2 separate regions of the Homo sapiens genome follow, and region 1 is linked to region 2. A link is a loop called in an ENCODE intact Hi-C map of the cell type or tissue named here. Cell type or tissue: natural killer cell. All regions are shown on one strand. Each heading gives the region's core, and the rest is flanking DNA. Links, peaks and the distances in the headings are about the cores only. Region 1 holds the start of PRKAG1 (protein kinase AMP-activated non-catalytic subunit gamma 1). Region 2 overlaps ARF3 (ARF GTPase 3).

The links. Hi-C counts contacts between places; a loop is a spot of excess contacts. Peaks named below come from ENCODE experiments on the same cell type or tissue, not always from the same donor. Only the 100,000 strongest peaks of a DNase experiment are listed, where the experiment ranks them.
Region 1: it touches region 2 in a loop (8-fold over the local background); 5 of 110 quality-filtered maps call a loop at or near these places.

What each region holds. Positions count from the first base shown.
Region 1 is chr12:49,013,651-49,021,982 of GRCh38, reverse strand. It overlaps PRKAG1 (protein kinase AMP-activated non-catalytic subunit gamma 1), which reads left to right and starts at 3,207. Exons shown (of 12, transcript NM_002733.5): 1 at 3,207-3,251. The coding sequence starts at 3,243. KMT2D (lysine methyltransferase 2D) reads left to right here. Exons shown (of 55, transcript NM_003482.4): 55 at 111-3,005. The coding sequence ends at 203. It overlaps DDN-AS1 (DDN and PRKAG1 antisense RNA 1), which reads right to left. Exons shown (of 2, transcript NR_147179.1): 2 at 2,743-3,747. RefSeq lists enhancers at 2,804-3,003, 3,576-4,166 and a silencer at 7,083-7,377. In natural killer cell, for the core only: a CTCF peak has its summit at 3,352; DNase peaks (open chromatin) are centred at 1,812, 2,342 and 3,172; H3K4me3 peaks cover 1,531 bases; H3K27ac peaks cover 3,121 bases.
Region 2 is chr12:48,929,413-48,937,661 of GRCh38, reverse strand. It overlaps ARF3 (ARF GTPase 3), which reads left to right. Exons shown (of 5, transcript NM_001659.3): 5 at 1-1,939. It also overlaps a transcript of FKBP11 not described here. Among named protein-coding and RNA genes, the nearest start is that of FKBP11, 8.0 kb to the right of the region's middle. RefSeq lists a silencer at 984-1,173. In natural killer cell, for the core only: CTCF peaks have their summits at 878, 1,087 (motif pointing right) and 3,072; DNase peaks (open chromatin) are centred at 1,091, 3,141, 3,531 and 4,571; H3K4me3 peaks cover 1,570 bases; H3K27ac peaks cover 3,674 bases.

The DNA.
Region 1 (8,332 bases), core at 1-8,000, 84 kb before region 2:
GCCATTCCCTAAATGTGGATTCCTAGGCTGGGCACCTCAGATCATATCTTCTCTGGCCTCCCCTCTTCCTGTGGGGGACTAGCATTGATTCTGCCCTCTTCTCTTTTCAGCTAACCTATGACTATCAGTTTGATTTTGAGGACGATCAGCACAAGATCCCCTGCCACTGTGGAGCCTGGAATTGTCGGAAATGGATGAACTAAGAAGCTTTGAGGCTACCAGGCAGGGGAGTCCCCCTACCCACAACCTCTTCCCTGAAAGGGATGAGGGGGAAGAGAGGTAGCAGCCAGAGCCAGGACCCAGGGTTGGGGCTGCCGGCTGACCCGGAGCCCCTGGAGCAGGAGGCTGGGGCAGAGGGCCCTAGGCCAAGCCCACCCTGGGCACCAGGGACAATCCTCTTCCCCACCACCGGCCCTCAGGCTGGCATCTCTGCCCCCAGCTCCAGGAGGGGCCAGACAGAAGCAGCCATTGGGCATCTCAGGTTTGAGGGGGATATGGGCCGGGAACTACCCAGAAGCATCTGGGAGGCAGCAGGGTGGGGGAAGAGGATGTGTGGCCGGGCCTCACAGCCCTGCTGCTCCCACTGACCTCTCCGGCCCAACTCACGGCTGCAAAGAGACTTGACTAAGCTTGACAATCCCAAAGGCCGGGTCCCACACCTGGCCCTGCCTGCCGGGTCCTGCCCCCACCCTCACCCCCATCCCCCTCCCTCTTGATCTGTCTCTGTTTCCCTCTTTTCCTCTGTGTTTCTGTCTCTCTATGGGTTGTGTTTCCTTGTTTTCCACTCTGACAAATGCAACATGAACGGGAAAGAGGCGCCCAGCTGCCTAGGAGGGCAAGCTGGGCAAGCCGGGCAAGGAGACCCCGCACCCACACCTACCTCATTTAAGTGTTGGATTTTTTGCTGTTTTGAAATGTGAGACCCTCTCCAAGCCCCCTACTGCCCCAACCCTCTCCCCCACCTCACTGCCCTCTTCTGAGTGGGTGGAAGGGGGGTAGGAGGAGGAAGAAAAACAACAACAAAAAATCCATCTTTGTTTTTAATTATGGGCATGGGATGGTGGTTGAGGCAAATGATGATGAAGATTGGGGATGACTGGCCCCTAGTTGCTCTAGGACTTCCTTCTCCATCTGGACATGGGGGCAGGAGGGAGCTAAACCTAGGACCAGGATATCTCCCTCCTGTTTTCCCAACCTCATCATGAGCCTGTTTGCCCTCCAGCCCCTGGACGGGTTGGGTGGGGGGTAGGGTGAGGGCTATCCCTGAGTGGCATGCCCATACCTAGTGAGGCAGGGTGTGGCCCGGAGCTCCCACTTTCCCTCAGTCACCAAACTGCTGCTGGTCTGGTGGGAAGGGGTGGTGATGTGGGGGTGGGGGAGCTTAGTGTCAGCGCGGGGAGGGTGGGGGGTATTTATCTATTTATACATGGGATTGTACATAGTCTTGTGGGGCATGGGGGAGCCGGCTGGAGGTGAGAACCCTCCCCTCTCCCCCCACCCCCCGGGGAGAGCAAATGTAAAACTACTAATTTTTGTGCTTTATATATTCTATATAAATATATCTATTTTCTTTTTACAAAACCAGTTTATAAATGGTAGGGGGGTGTGGGGCGGACACATGGAGCTCCCCTTGTGGGGGGGCCCCCTCCATTACCCGACCTACCGCCCTTTTCCTCACCCCCCACCCCACTCCCCACCCCCTGGCTGTGACTGCTGTAAGATGGGGGTATAGAGGCTGGGCAATTCCCACCCCCTGTTGTATAGTTGGACTATGTTATAACGCACAAAAGAGAGCTGACCCCAGGGGGAGCCAGAGGGTGATGGGTTCCTTGCCTCCCTTTCCTTCCCCTTTCTGCCCAAGCTTGTGCTGCAGTTGAACCTCTTCCTGGGGGTGGGAGTAGGTAAGGGGTGGGTGAGGCCCCAAACCCCTCTCTGGTAGGGAACCGTGGGGATGAAGATGAAGCTTATATGCAGTTCTCTTCTAGGGGCTGTGGGCAAAGGGCATTTTGTAATTAATATTTTCAAGAATCAGATGTCTGGAGTGTAGGGGTGGGCTTGGTGGTGGTGGACGGGCGGGCCTGCTGGAGGGGGAGCTTGGTCGCTGTTGTGATTTTAGGTTTGTTTTTGTTTTGTTTTGAATTTGGGGGGTTGTGGATTGTTGGGGGTAGGGAGATTTTTTTTTTTTAAAGCTGCTTCCTCAACTGTTTCAAGCTGCAAATGTTTAAGAGAATAACAGCCCCCACTCCCACAGGAACCGCTGTAATTAAATCAGACAGTAGGAAGACTGGGCTGCTGCCCTCAAAGCCACAGCCCTTGGATGTTCCTTTTCCGAGAGCAGAAGGTCTAGGCTACAGGGAGGGGGAGATTGGCTCCCGTGAGTCAGGCTGTGTTTGGGGCTTGGGCCCTGGGATTGGGAAAAGGGGATGGGGCAGACTTTGTAAGCATATGCTAGGTATCCGATAGTCCTGTAGAATTTAGTGAAGAAACCTTATACAGTTTTTAATTTTTATATAAACTATAACTCAGACCCAAGCTACAAGGTTGGAATTTTGGTTGGTTTTTTTTTTAAGTACCCTGCCTGTATAATTGCATCAGAATCCCCCACCCCACCCCCCGCCCCCGTGTTTGTATTTTGGGTTGGTTTACACTCGCACATACTCAGTTTTCAGTTTTCCCCTTTACAGTCTTCTCCCCTCACCTCCAGGACCCTCCCCCTTTTTAAAAAATAAATCGCTGACAAGTGTGAATCCCGTGAAGACTTTATTTTGTGTTGTGTGTATCCTGTACAGCAAGGTTGGTCCTTCGTAACAACGGATGAAATGGTTCCCTTTTTTAAAGCGCCCTCTCTCCCTCCACCCTCAGCGCCCCTGTCCTTGGCATGTTTTGTATCAGCGATCATTCTGAACTGTACATATTTATGTTGCGAGAGGCAAAGGGCAAGTTTTGGATTTTGCTTCTTCCAAGTTTGTTTTTAAACGACAAATAAAAAAAGAACATTTTAAATACAAGCGGCTCCGTCCCATGACCCTCGCCGTCAGCCGGATCCGTGCGGTCCGCGAGGACCCGGGGGAGGGCGGTTACCGAGGCCCGCCACCGCCGGAAGGGTGGGTTCCTTGCCTTCCGCCCCAGTCTGGCGACTGCCATGACGTGGGCGGAAGTGGCGTCGCCGCACCGGATGTGGGGCGGGGCCTGCCCCAAGAGAGTTTCCTAAAGCGAGGAAACCAAGCCGGGCGCCTCTTGCAATGGAGACGGTGAGGAGTGCAGGAGGGCGGTCGGGGGCGCTGTGGAGCCTAAGACACCCCCCCAACCCTTAGGAGACCGGGAGGGCCGGGCAGGGGCTGGCGCTGGTGTCTAGCAAACAAAAAGCAGCCGGGTGTCTGCCCTATCCCGTGACCCTGTTCCTCCGCTTCTTCGTTGGGCGCATCTCCTGGAACTGGGCCGCGTCCCCGCCGCCTTTCCGTACGCGGTACCCTTAGCCCAAGCAGGCAGTGACTCCTGGCTCCCTCCTTGGGGCCCACGTATGCCGTGGCAATCTCGGGCCTCCTTTCCTATTGGCACCTCAAGCCCTTTTAGAGGTTTGAGAGCGCAGGGTTGTGAGCCGGCTTTGCTGGGTGAGGCACGGGGCGTCCAGAGGGATCTCCGCTTGCAGGTAGCTCCTGGACCTCGATGGTCTTTCTGTGATCCCTGCAATCCCCGGCAGGAGGACATCTGAAGATCTTTATACTGCGTCCAGTGAAGTCACATTCCCTTAATAAGACCGAGAATTGAGGTTTGCTTGAAAGAGGAAATCTTGCAGTGTTAGAGGCCGATGTGTCCCTGGACAATTTTAGGTCATGGCCCGCTCTGCGACTCTAAGCAGGGGTTTTGGCATAGCTCATTCTTGGCGAGCAGGCATTGACCAATTGTGGCAGGGCCCTGTCACCCTCCCACAGATGCTGCGGGTTGCCTGCTACATGTTTGCACCCACCCTCACTCTCAGGAGTCTTTTTCTAGCGCTCTGTAACCCCTCCCATACACTTCCCTCTCCACAGTTTTTAACCATGTGTCTTCTTTCAGGCAGAGTAACTCTTTCCATCTTGGTTTTTATCATCTGCTACTGTAGTTACGAAAGGACTGCAGGTTCACTTTGCTTTGGATTACATGCCCAGAGTAATTCTTTGCCACACCGTTTCTCTGCTCACAGAGAGGTTGTTTCTTTCAGGTTTTCAAAAAGAAAACCGACCAAAGTACTAAAATGATTCGCAGTTGGTCTCCCAGGCAAGGGAGCCAATTCTGACTAATCAGGATAATCTTAAACAAAAATAAGGAGTCTAATTCCATTAAATTTAAAATGACATGTCATATTCTACTTACTTGTAAATGTATTATGGTTTACAAAGCATTTTTATATAGATTTTCTAATTTAGCCTTTACACTTTATGTACTGGATTAGGCTCTGGGGTAGAAGTTAAAAAGAGGAAAAAGAAAACTCAGCCAGGTGTGGTGGCTCACGCCTGTAATGCCAGTACTTTGGGAGGCCAAGGCAAGTGGATTGCTTGAGCTCAGGAGTTCAGCATCAGCCTGGGCAACATGATGAAAGCCTGTCTCGACAGAAACAAAAATACAAAAATTACCCAGGCGTGGTGGTGGTGGTGTGTGCCTGTAGTCCCAGCTACTCGGGAGGCTCAGGTGGGAGGATCGCTTGATCCAAAGAGGTGGAGGCTGGAGTGAGCTGAGATCATGCCACTGCACTCCAGTCTGAGTGACACAGTGAGATCCTGTCTCCAAAAAAAAAGAAAAGAAAGAAAACTCCTGCTTTGAAAATGTTCAGCCTAACTGGAGTGATGGTGAGGGCAAGCCAGCAACAGCTGTTATTTAAAGGTAGACTATAATAAATGCTGTCATCAATATGAAAACAGAGGACTGTGACAGAATAGCTGAGAGAAAAATTACTTTGGACCTAGGAGAGGGCACTGCAAATTGAGAGAACAGTGTGAGCAAGGGCACTGAAATTGGGGTATGTAGAGAACTGGGGGTGAGCCAGCGGCATGATGTTGCTGGCTTTGGATTTTGGTCACAGTGGGAGAAAAGACTGGAAAAGCAGGCTAAGATCAGGTTGAAGGTATTACACACCATGCTAAATTTGAACTTTGTTTTGTAATAGGGGACCCATGGAAGATTTATGAGCAAGTCAGTGAATGTCCTTTAGGAATGTTCATAGCAGCTTTCTGTACATGGACTGAGCTACTTCGAAAAGTAAAGTTTCTTGTTAATGGGGATGAAAGTCCCTTCCAAATCTGAGATGCTTTGGTGAACAAACTTGGTGAAAGCATGAAAGATAAATTGAAGAACAGATAGATTTGGGCCAAGGACCCCAGTTTAAACAACGTTGCAGAGGTGAGAGGTAAAAGCCTAAATTAAGGCTGTGATATTGGCAATGAGAGAGATGGATCTGAGACATTTCTAACATACCAGCTTAGCTGATAAGTGTTAAGAAGACAGCTGTGCAAAACAAAAAAACAAGATGGGAACCACAGCGAGAATAATAGGATTGGAGGGACAAATGTTTTGTTTCGTATTCAAGCATTTGAGGAGTCTCTGTGACATCTATGGTTGTCAAACAAATAATTGGAAATGTAGATCAGAAGTTTGGAAGAAATTGCGAGTCTATTTGTCAGATGTAGACTGTGTCTCTGTAATATTTTGTACTTGCGTGGTACAGTGGTACTTTCTCAGGTCCCTTATGTTATTAAAAGTAGAAAGGAGGCCAGGAGCAGTGGCTCTTGCCTGTAATCCCAGAATTTTGGGAGGCCAAGGTGGCCGGATCGCTTGAGCCCAGGAGCTCAAGACTAGCCTGGTCAACATAGCGAGACCCCATCTCTACAAAAAAATACAAAAAGTAGCTGGGCCTGGTGGTATGTTCCTGTAGTCCCAGCAGCCCGGGAGGCAGAAGTCGGAGAAGCTGGGGAAGTTGAAGATGCAGTGATCTGTGATCATGCCGCTGCACTCCAGCCTGAATGACAGAGTGACACCCTGTCTCAAAAAAAAAAAAAAAGGTAGAAAGGAGTAGATGTAATTACATAATCCCCCCTCTGATATGGTGAAACAGGCAGAAAGTTAAAAGTCACGGCCAGGCTCGGTGGCGCATACCTGTAATCCCAGCACTTTGGGAGGCCGAGGCGGGTGGATCACGAGGTCAGGAGTTTAAGACCAGCCTGGCCAACATAGTGAAACCCCGTCTCTACTAAAAATACAAAAAAAAACTTAGCTGGGCGTGGTGGCAGGCATCTGTAGTCCCAGCTACTTGGGAGGCTGAGGCAGGAGAATCGCTTGAACCCCGGAGGCGGAGATTACAGTGAGCCAAGATCGCATCACTGCACTCCAGCCTGGGAGACACAGCGAGACTCTGCCCACCCGCCCAAAAAAAAAGTCACATATGCAGTTGTGTTTGACTCTCTTATGTTGGTATCTGTATCTCTAGTTAGCTCTATGTTTCTTTCCTCCCTCTGTAACTTAGTCTTGGGCATATCTGTTCATATCAGTGTGCATCATTCTTTGAGAATTAAAAAACAAAACAACTGTGAATTATATGCAAAACCCTGTGCTTGGTGGTATGGGAGATACAAAGTATAAGATAGTTCTAGGTTTCCAGGAATTTATAATCTGTTTGGATAGATAATGAACAAAATAACTGTAGCACAGTACAGTATATATCATATGATGGGTAAATTCTACAGAAGTAGCTGTTTTTGTGCCTTTGTGTAGATCTTTGTGAGACTCTGATATATCATGTGTCTATCTTTATCACAGCCCTCTCTCCCACTTATAAGTGATGAGGCTGTTGTTCTGATAGTCTTGCCAAAATGGCAGGCCAAGCTGACAGTCTTATGCAGTCCAGTGGGAAGAGGGAGATTATCCCCCTTACTCCCTGCACTCTCCCCTAGCCCATTAAGGGAGAAAAGTTTAGGGCTGTCTTAAACTTCCCTGGTTTAGGAAGTTTGTCAGCCAACCTCCCAGGTTGAAGTTTTTAATGTCATGTTACTACAGAAGCTATGGGGATGAAGTATGGTTTTATTTTGGAGATATCACCCAGAGAAAATGGAGCCAAGACTGTTGATGCTAGCAGATGAAAATTGTTGTGATCCCTTCTGGGTTCCTAAATAACAATGGCATTTCCAAATGTTCCCACTTGAGGGAGCACAGAAATGGTTCTAAGTTTTGTCTAGTCAAAGCACTCTCTAATCTCAGACTATCTTGGGAAGGGAAACTTGGAAAACCAGCATCCCCTGGCTATAGCAGCCTTTGACTCACAAGGGTGCTGAGTGGACTCAAGTTCCCAGTTTCAGTACATTCGTGTTCCTTATCCACCTCTCAGTCATTCAGGTTTTGACTGGCTGACAGTCAGCTACTGGGATCCTCCCCAGTTGTGGCTCTCTCTCTGCCATGGAGCTAGACAATGGTGGAACCAGTGTCTGTGGTTCTAGTGCCTACAACTATGCCTAGTGAGTGTCTGTGTTTGGGGAAGACAATGCTGTCTCTCTGGCTTCCATGTTTTAATAAAGTAGATCTGTGAGAATCTTGTAGGGGTTAGCCCTAAGCTCAGATCTTTAGTCTTAGCTTTTAGGACCTAGTGTTTCATTAGGCAGTATAGTGTACAAGAACATGAGCTTTGCAGATAATGCTCGTTCAGCTCAGAAGTGGATAGAAGCATTTCTGGAAGGCACAATATTGTAGCAGTATTGGTTTCTTCTCTTCTGTGATTCCAGAGAGGTAGAATTTCATCAGAATGGAGTAAATACATTCAAAAATTTTATAAAAATGGCCGGGCGTGGTGGCTCATGCCTGTAATCCCAGCACTTTGTGAGGCTGAGGCGGGCAGATCAGTTGAGGTCAGGAGTTTGAGACCAGCCTGGCCAACATGGTAAAACCCCATCTCTGTTATAAATATGAAAATTAGGTGGGTGTGGTGGTGCACGCCTGTAATTCCAGCTCTCAGGAGGCTGAGGCACGGGAATTGCTTGAACCCAGGAGGAGGCAGTTGCAGTGAGCCAAGATCACGCCACTGCACTCCAGCCTGGGCAACAGAGCAAGACTCTGCCTCAAAACAAAACAAACAAAAAAATTTACAAAAATGAACACTGCCAAGATAAACCCAACCAAACTCTTCATCAGTTATAAGAAATTATTTTGTTAGGTATACGTAGTTTTTTAAAAATTTGTTTTTTCAAGTATGTTATTTATTAAAATTTTGATGTAAACAAAAGCAAACCACAAGCTCTGGAACCAGAAGATAGGTGTTTGAATGCCTACTCCACCCCTTATCAGCCATGTGACCTTGGGCAAGTTGCTTAAT
Region 2 (8,249 bases), core at 1-8,000:
CTATTGTTTCCAGGCCCTCAGACCATCCTTGCTGTCCCTTCACCCTCCATGCCCCTGCCATCCTCACTCACTTCTCATAAATGGATCTGGGGGTTAGAGTGGAGGAAATAAAATCCTGAAGTGGTTGTCAGTGCTTGTGGGATGCAGTGGTCTTCAGGATTCTCCCCGCATTATTATGTAGTTGTTCAGAAGCTGTTGCTACTGCGTCTCTCTGTCTGCAGGGGGCACTTGTTCCTGAGGTCCTCGCCTGGGTCCTGACTTCTGTAGTTTCTGTGAAGACGTGGCTGTCCTGTGGGCTCCTGTGTGTGCTGGCTGCGCCCTGAGCTCCGAGACAGCTGCCCATAACCTGCTAAGGTCAGGGCCCAGGGCCCCCCACAGCATGGCTGAGGGACCCCTTCCCAGTAGGGCTGTCCCAAGCCCCACTCCATGGGGCCAGGTTTCCTGGCCACTTTTGTTGATAGCAGATGGATCAATATTAGTAACCCCATCCAAGATTGAACTGTGAAAGAGAGGTTCCAGGGGTATCTCCCTCAGTGCCAGTTACTTAGTGATGTGTTACCCAGGATGCAGCAGGTGTGTGCAGGTATCTTGCTCTCTAGGCCTGTGTGTGTGTGTGAGTGTGTGTGTATATGGGTGTGGGTGTGTTTGTGTGTGGTGGTTGTGGGGGGGGTGTTGGAGGTTCTATTTCATTTAAAAATGTATTCATTTCCCTGGCCCCACAGATGCTTCCCTCCATACTTTTTATTTGCTCTGTTTCCTCAGATTTATTTTGTCTTGCCCCATTGCCTCTCCTTCCTTGAACTCTTTCCTTTTCAATCTCAACTCATTCACTGCTGTTGCTCATTTGCCCTTTTCCATGTATTTTTTCCTACTTAGGATTTTCCACTCTATCTTTGTGGTTCATGAGGACTTTGCCTCTTCTCCTGCCTCATTCCCTGACTTTCTCTAGTTAGATGTCAGTCCTAAATAGGTTTTCCTCACTTCAGGCCTCACCCCTCACCTTGTTTTTTTGGGGGCTCCAGGGACCAATCTGGGGCTGGAAATGTTAGGAGGTTGCCTTGGTGCTGCCCCAGATCTGTCCAGCAGGGGGCAGTAAGTGATCTTGGTAGTATCCCTGGCTGCTAAGCCCTTGGCAGGGGTGGTCCTTTCTACATTCCCATTCACTTAACAGCTCTTTTGGGATTGGGTGTTTCATTCCATTTCTGCCCACTCCCTCTCCTCTCCTCTCTGGTAGGTTTAATTTTATGCTTTCCCTGATTCCAGCTTTCTGCTTCCTGAGGACTCCCGCTCCCCCCACCCCAAAGTTTGTCTGTGGTGTTATAGTGGTAACTGCAGTTCCTCCTCTGGAATGTAGACTGTATATGTTTAATAACTCACCTTCTCTATCCTTGCTCAAAATGTGGGATAACGCGATGACTGTGACCCTGGTTGGAAATTAAACTTGTTTTATGCAGCTTTGGAGCCGACCTTCATCTTTGCTGTGCAGCAGCCGTGGGACAGTAGTTTCATGGTGAGGGGAGTCCTGTTTCTGGTCCCTCTCTCCATAGTGCTCCTTCTTTCAGCAAAGGGGTAAAAGGCACACTTGATTGATAGAGAGTAAGGTTATGGAGGAACTTAGTGCCACTCCACACTGGTTATTTCTTCCCATCATACCCCGCGGCGGGGGAGCCCAAATGAATTGGGCATCAGAGTGTGAGGGCTTCGTGACTTTCCTCCTCTAGTTCTAAAGGGTTTAAACCTGAAATCAGCTGTATTTCTCACCTGTTGGTAGACTGTATGGACTTCACTGGCTGAAGGGCCCTGAACTTGGAGGGCCCCATGTGCCTCTACTCTCAGATCTCCTCAGCCTTGCACATGAGGTGCTTCTAGTTTGAACAGAGACCCCCTCACTAGTCTAGTTCTGGACTTTGGCAGTGAATAAACATGAAGGATAAACGTCTGGGCAGTGTAATGACCTTAATCCTTCTTACAACTGATGGCCCTGCATCAGCTCTACTTCAGGCGTGTGGTTTTTCATTGTCAGGATGCCAAGCCTCATCCAGAGATCCCACAAATGTCTTGAGGAATAGACCTTTTCCATAAAGCCTCCATCCTCCCATCGCACTCCCACCACTATTCTGTTCCTCCCCTGCTACCAGTGTCTGGCTCCAGGCAAAGAAAGGGATGGTGCTACCTTTAGGGTGGGTGAGGTCTGGGTGAGCCAGGCAAGCCTTCCCCAATCTTAATATTTTCTTAAGCTTTGAGGACAGAGGTCTTCCCAGCCTGCTTTTGTGGGAAAGGGATAGGATTTAGGCATATAATAAGTTTGAGAGCCCCAAGTACCAGTGTGAAGCATATAATTTATATTCAGTTACTTCCCTGCTGCCTCCCCTGCCAATTTTCCTTTTCAGCACTTCTATTATTAATAGGCCATCACCCTCAAGGACCAGTGCTTCCACCCATATATAACTCTCAAACTACTCCAACCAGACATGTCTTATCAATCCCAATGACTTTGAACATTACCCACCTACTCCTCAAGATCAGATGACACTTTCCTCCTTCCAGGCTTCTCCAAAGTTCTGCTTGGTGACAGGGTGCTGATAAGAGTATCTTTCCCAAGTGTTTTCTTTCTTCTTCTTCTTTTTTTTTTTTTTTTTTTTTGAGACGGAATTTGGTCTTGTTGCCCAGGCTGGAGGGCAATGGCACGATATCGGCTCACCACAGCCTCTCCTCCTGGGCTCCCGGGTTCAAGCAATTCTCCTGCTTCAGCCTCCTGAGGAGCTGGGATTACAGGCATGCGCCACCACACCCGGCTAATTTTGTATTTTTAGTAGAGATGGGTTTCTCCATGTTAGTGAGACTGGTCTTGAACTCCTGACCTCAGGTGATCTGCCCACCTCAGCCTCCCAAAGTGCTAGGATTACAGGCGTGAGCCACCACGCCCGGCCAGGTGTTTTATTTCTATATTAGCAAATAGATATCTTTCAGAGCTACAACCTCTCATAATGATAAGGGAGAGGACTTTAGCTGAATGGTGGGCCACTGGGGGGTCTTTGGACCCCTGAACAACTTGGGGAAGAGGATGACCTATTCCCATCTGTCCCTTAGTACTCAATTTAGAATGCCAGGAAGGAAGTAGAGGGGAGCCCTCTTGTGGCAGTTGCTGAAGCCTTCCAGTTCTTTTGAGGGGATAGGGGATGAAGAGGAGACTGAACCTGGGAGGTAGATACTTAGCACCCAGCTCTTAGGACAAACAGCAATCCCATCTTCCAGAACATGCATAGCATCAGTCATGGACTGGCGGAAGACTTGGACCCAGGGTCCACTTCAGGATAATCTGGGCAAGGGAGCTTCCCAAATGAGCCTGTAGAAAGCCAGTGGAAGGGCTTAGGTTGGCTAAGGTGGGATGGAGGGCAAAACCCTCCCCTTCATTGCAGAGTATAGGGGCAGTGGCAGAGAATGAATGTATGTGTGGGTTTCTCAGCCTTGAGGTATAAGGTCTAAAGGCTCTGGGGATTCACTGCATACACCACTTCCAGTTCAAGCGCCTAGGTTGGTTACAGCAGGAAGTTGACAAGTATGTATTTAGTACATTCGATGTTTTTAGGCATCTGCTAAAAGTAGGTCAAACCACTGAACTCAGGGAGGGGGCTGGGGATCCATTTCTAGGATGCTGTGGAATCCTTTTGGGACATCTGTAGTATACCACGTTGGGTAGTGAGAGTTGGGGGACACCCCTTCCATTGCTGCTGCTTAGTGTAGGGAGTCATGTCTTTGGGCAGCAGTAATATTATTAAGAAAAGCTTTTTTTTTTTTTGAGACACAGTCTCTGTCACCCAGGCCGGAATGCAGTGGCGTGATCTCGGCTCACTGTAACCTCTGCCTCCCAGGTTCAAGCGATTCTTGTGCCTCAGCCTTTTCCGAGTTGCTGGGATTATGAGTGCACACCACAACTCCCTGCTAATTTTTTTTTTTTTTTTTGAGACGGAGTCTCACTCTTGCCCAAGCTGGAGTGCAATGGCGTGATCTCGGCTCACTGCAACCTCTGCCTCTCAGGTTCAAGCAATTCTCCTGCCTCAGCCTCCGAGTAGCTGGGACTACAGGTATGTGCCACCATGCCCAGCTGATTTTTCTATTTTTAGTAGAGATGGGGTTTCACCATGTTGGCCAGGCTGGTCTTGAACTTGTGACCTCAAGTGATTCGCCCACCTTGGCCTCCCAAAGCACTGGGATTACAGGCATGAGCCACCGTGCCTGGCAGAAAAGCTTCTTTTCCAGTTCTGAAGAGTGTGAAGGTAGGAGAGCCAGAATTCAGTTCTCTCACTTTCCAACCCAGTACCTGGAGAGAGAGTGTCTTGCTGGTCACTGGGGAGTGATAGGATCCGGATGCCCGCCTTCCTCTTCAAGTTTTTCTTTCTGATTGGGTTTCCTGACCCTGATTGCTGGTATGGGTAAGAATGACTCTGAATTCCTGAGAAAAGGGAAGAGGGTTAGGACAGAGGAAATGGAATCATTTAGTCAGGTAAAGGGAGCAAAGCCACCGAAGGCAGTGGTTGGAGGTGTAGATGTGAGGAAGTTGGGTTGAGACCATTCACCATCAAGGCTTGAAGATGAGTGTCTGTTTGTGTGTGTCATGTTGGCTGTGAGTTGCAGAAGAGAGTATCTGGCCTCTAGTTGAGGAGCACTTCCGGCTTCTGAGCTGAACATGGTGTAGAAGAGAGGATACTCAATCCAAAACCCTGGCTATCTATGCAGAGGGCTGACCAGTTCTACCCATGTACCCTTCCTTCCCTCACCCTTCCTCACAAACCAGGCATATTGAGAGCTGTCTGGCAGTCAATCCAGGCGAGGCAGCAGGTTTGAGAATGGGCTTGTCCGCCTGGCACCTGCTTCCCCCCACTTCCACCTTCACCCCTCCATCCCATATATCGTTCAGGGTCCTCCCAGCACAGAATTGAATAGAAGGACTTTTAAGGCTTGGAGGGCTTAGCTTGGGGCTCTAACCCACAGGAATTCTTTCTGAGTTCTGAATATAGTAATAAAGGGCACTCTTGGCCTTAGGTTATAGATAGGAGATGGGGAATCTGTTCTTGTCTTTGCCAAATCTTGCATTTATGGGATGATACCTCTTTGATTAGAACAGCCATAGGGGAAGAGTGGAGGAAGTAAGTAAGTGCTTCATTCTTGGATGAATATATGCATAAACATACCTGAAAGAAAACATCTAGTCAGCTGGGGGTATGTATACCCTTGAAAATACAACACCAGGCCAGGCATGGTGGCTCAATTCTATAACCTCAACACTTTGGGAGGCTTAGGTGGGAGGATAGCTTGAGCCCAGGAGTTTGAGATCAACCTGGGCAACATGGTGAGGCCCCATCTCTATAAGAAAAAAAAAAAAAAAAAAAAAAAAAAAAATATATATATATATATATATATATATATATATATAAATATATGTTTATATGATATATATACAATTATATGTTTATATTATATATATATATATATTTTTACTTTTATTTAAAAAAAATAGAGATGGGATTTCACTATGTTGCCCAAGCTGGTTTCAAACTCCTGGGCTCAAGCAGTCCTCCCACCCCAGCCTCCCAAAGTGCTGGATTTACAGGCATGAGCCATTGTGCCCGGCCAAAAAAAAATGTTTTTAATTAGTTGGGCATGGTGGCACGTGCCTGTGGTCCCAGCTACTCAGGAGGCTGAGGCAGGAGGATTGCTTGAGCCTGAGAGATTGAGGCTGCAGTGAGCTGTGTTTGCGCCACCGCACTGGTGACACAGCAAGACCCTGTCTCAACCAAAATCAAATTTTAAACCCAAATTTATATATGCCAACTCAGGCTTTTACTTTATTAACAACCTGTTATAAATAAACACTTAAGAACATTTAAAGAGCAGTGTTCTGCTTATTCTTTGGCACATAATAGTCATGCAACCTTGATGAACAAATGGATGAATTAATAAACACCATTGTCTTTAATCAAGCTGGGCATGGTGGGTGCCCCATGAGTCTTGGAAGCCCAGGTACTGTGGTAGGGTTTCTCCTACACACTGACAGAGACACCTTTGAGTGTGGAGGCTTTTCTAGCAATGGTTCTGTGATTAAGTTGTATCTCCAGCCAGGGGTGGGCCAACTCTCCTATCTTTCCAAGAATCATCTCACCTTTCTCTGTTGTTTGGATTTCTTCTAACTTGATCCAAGGAAAAAGCTCCTTCTCTGGTCCCTCCAGGGTGCAGATGGGCTTGTGCTGCCTGTGGGTGGATATTGTGTTTAATAGTTTTGCCCTTTCCATTTCTACTACCACCTTCTCCTACTCCACTCCTCTTCCCCTTCAGGTTCCTGAACAGAGCCTCAGACCTGGATAAGACAATAGCCTTCCACCTTCACCACACTGTTCGAGTCTGCTGATACATCAGTGCAGTATGCTGTGTCATCCTTTTGCTTAGAAACTTGCAATGTGTTCCCACTGCCTTAGTCTGACATTCAAGGTTCTTCACAACTAGCCTTTTTTTTTTTTTTTTTTTTTTTTTTTTTTAAGCTGGAGTCTCGCTCTGTCGCCCAGGCTGGAGTGCAGTGGCGCGATCTCGGCTCACTGCAAGCTCCGCCTCCTGGGTTCACGCCATTCTCCTGCCTCAGCCTCCCGAGTAGCTGGGACTACAGGTACCCGCCACCACGCCTGGCTAATTTTTTGTAATTTTAGTAGAGACGGGGTTTCACCGTGTTAGCCAGGATGGGTCTCGATATCCTGACCTCGTGATCCGCCCGCCTCGGCCTCCCAAAGTGCTGGGATTACAGGCGTGAGCCACTGCACCCGGCCTACAACTAGCCCTTAATTCCCTCTCCAGCCACCTCTCTCTAGTCTCTGGCCAAATCCCTTACTTTAGCCAAATCAGTCCATTCATTTTTCCCAAACATCTGGCCCTCTGCCTTCACCTCCTTTCTCACTTGTTTAAAAATCCCACTCCAAGATCTAGCTCAAGTTTCACCTCCTCCACAAAGCTGCCTGTGCCCTCTGCAACTACAAGGACTTTTATAGTTTTTCCCCACGTTGGCTCCTTTAGCTCTGTTAGCACAACTCATTTAACACCTCCCACTCATTCCCTTGTATTGCTATATATCTTGTTTATTCGTGTAATATTTAATATTAAAAATTATTTTTATAACCTGAGAAGTAACATCTGAGCAGGAAAAAAATTATAACCAAAGTAATTTCTATTGTAAAAGATCCAAACAATACAAAAATATACAGAGCAACATGTGGGACATTGCCCTTACTCTTCTCTCTCCCATGCCCAAACGTAACCATCCTCAGCTATTTGATGTGCATCCTTCTAGTTCCTTTTTTAAATGTATGTGCTGACACATGTTTGTGGAGGGGTTAAAATATAAATGGGCTCATATCACATCTGTTATTCTGCTACTTGCTTTTTTACTTAGGGTATATATACATTTGTCTTAGAGATTTTCTATATTAGTGTAATTAGATCTCCTTTTAATGGCTTCTCAGTATTTCATAGTATAATTTCTTCAAAGTAAAACATACTGTCTAGAATCTATTATTTGGAGGCTATCGTGTAGCTAGTACTTAGCTCCAGACATGATTGCAACCTTGACCTTGCCATCAGTTAGCTGGCTCTTTGGGGGAGATAGGAAGGGAGGAATGGGGCATACACAAATAACTGCAACAAAAGGAAAAATATAATAATGTCCACAAGTGTATGCCTGGAGATCCTAGCTAAGAGAATCAGGACTTCACAGAGGAAATGATATTTGAGCTTAGCCTGGAGGGAGCTTGACAGGTAAAAGAAGTGTATGAGTTCAGGCACAGAGATGGAAACAGAAGATGTAGGTTTGTCTGATGCCAGACCACAGTCCATGAGCAGGAAGGGAATTTGGCTCAATTCACAAACATTTACTGAGCATTGATGTGTCAGACACTATACTAGCAATGAAGATTTAGAAATGAGAAACATGAGGTTCCTGTCTCTAAGAGGGATTCAGTTTAATGGAATAAAAGCCAAGTTTGGAAAAGCAGATTAGGGCTGGATGACAAGCTTTCAGTTGTCATGTCAAGGAGTTGGAATTTTATTCACGTGGGCAATGTGAAGCCATGGTAGGCTTTTTAGTGGGCAGATGATGGGACTGAAACTGTAGATAGCAGCAGTGTACACAGTGGTCCAAAGTAGGGAGAGGCTAGGGATCAGGGGCTTATTATTTTTTGAGACAAGGTCTCTGTCACCTAGGCTGGAGT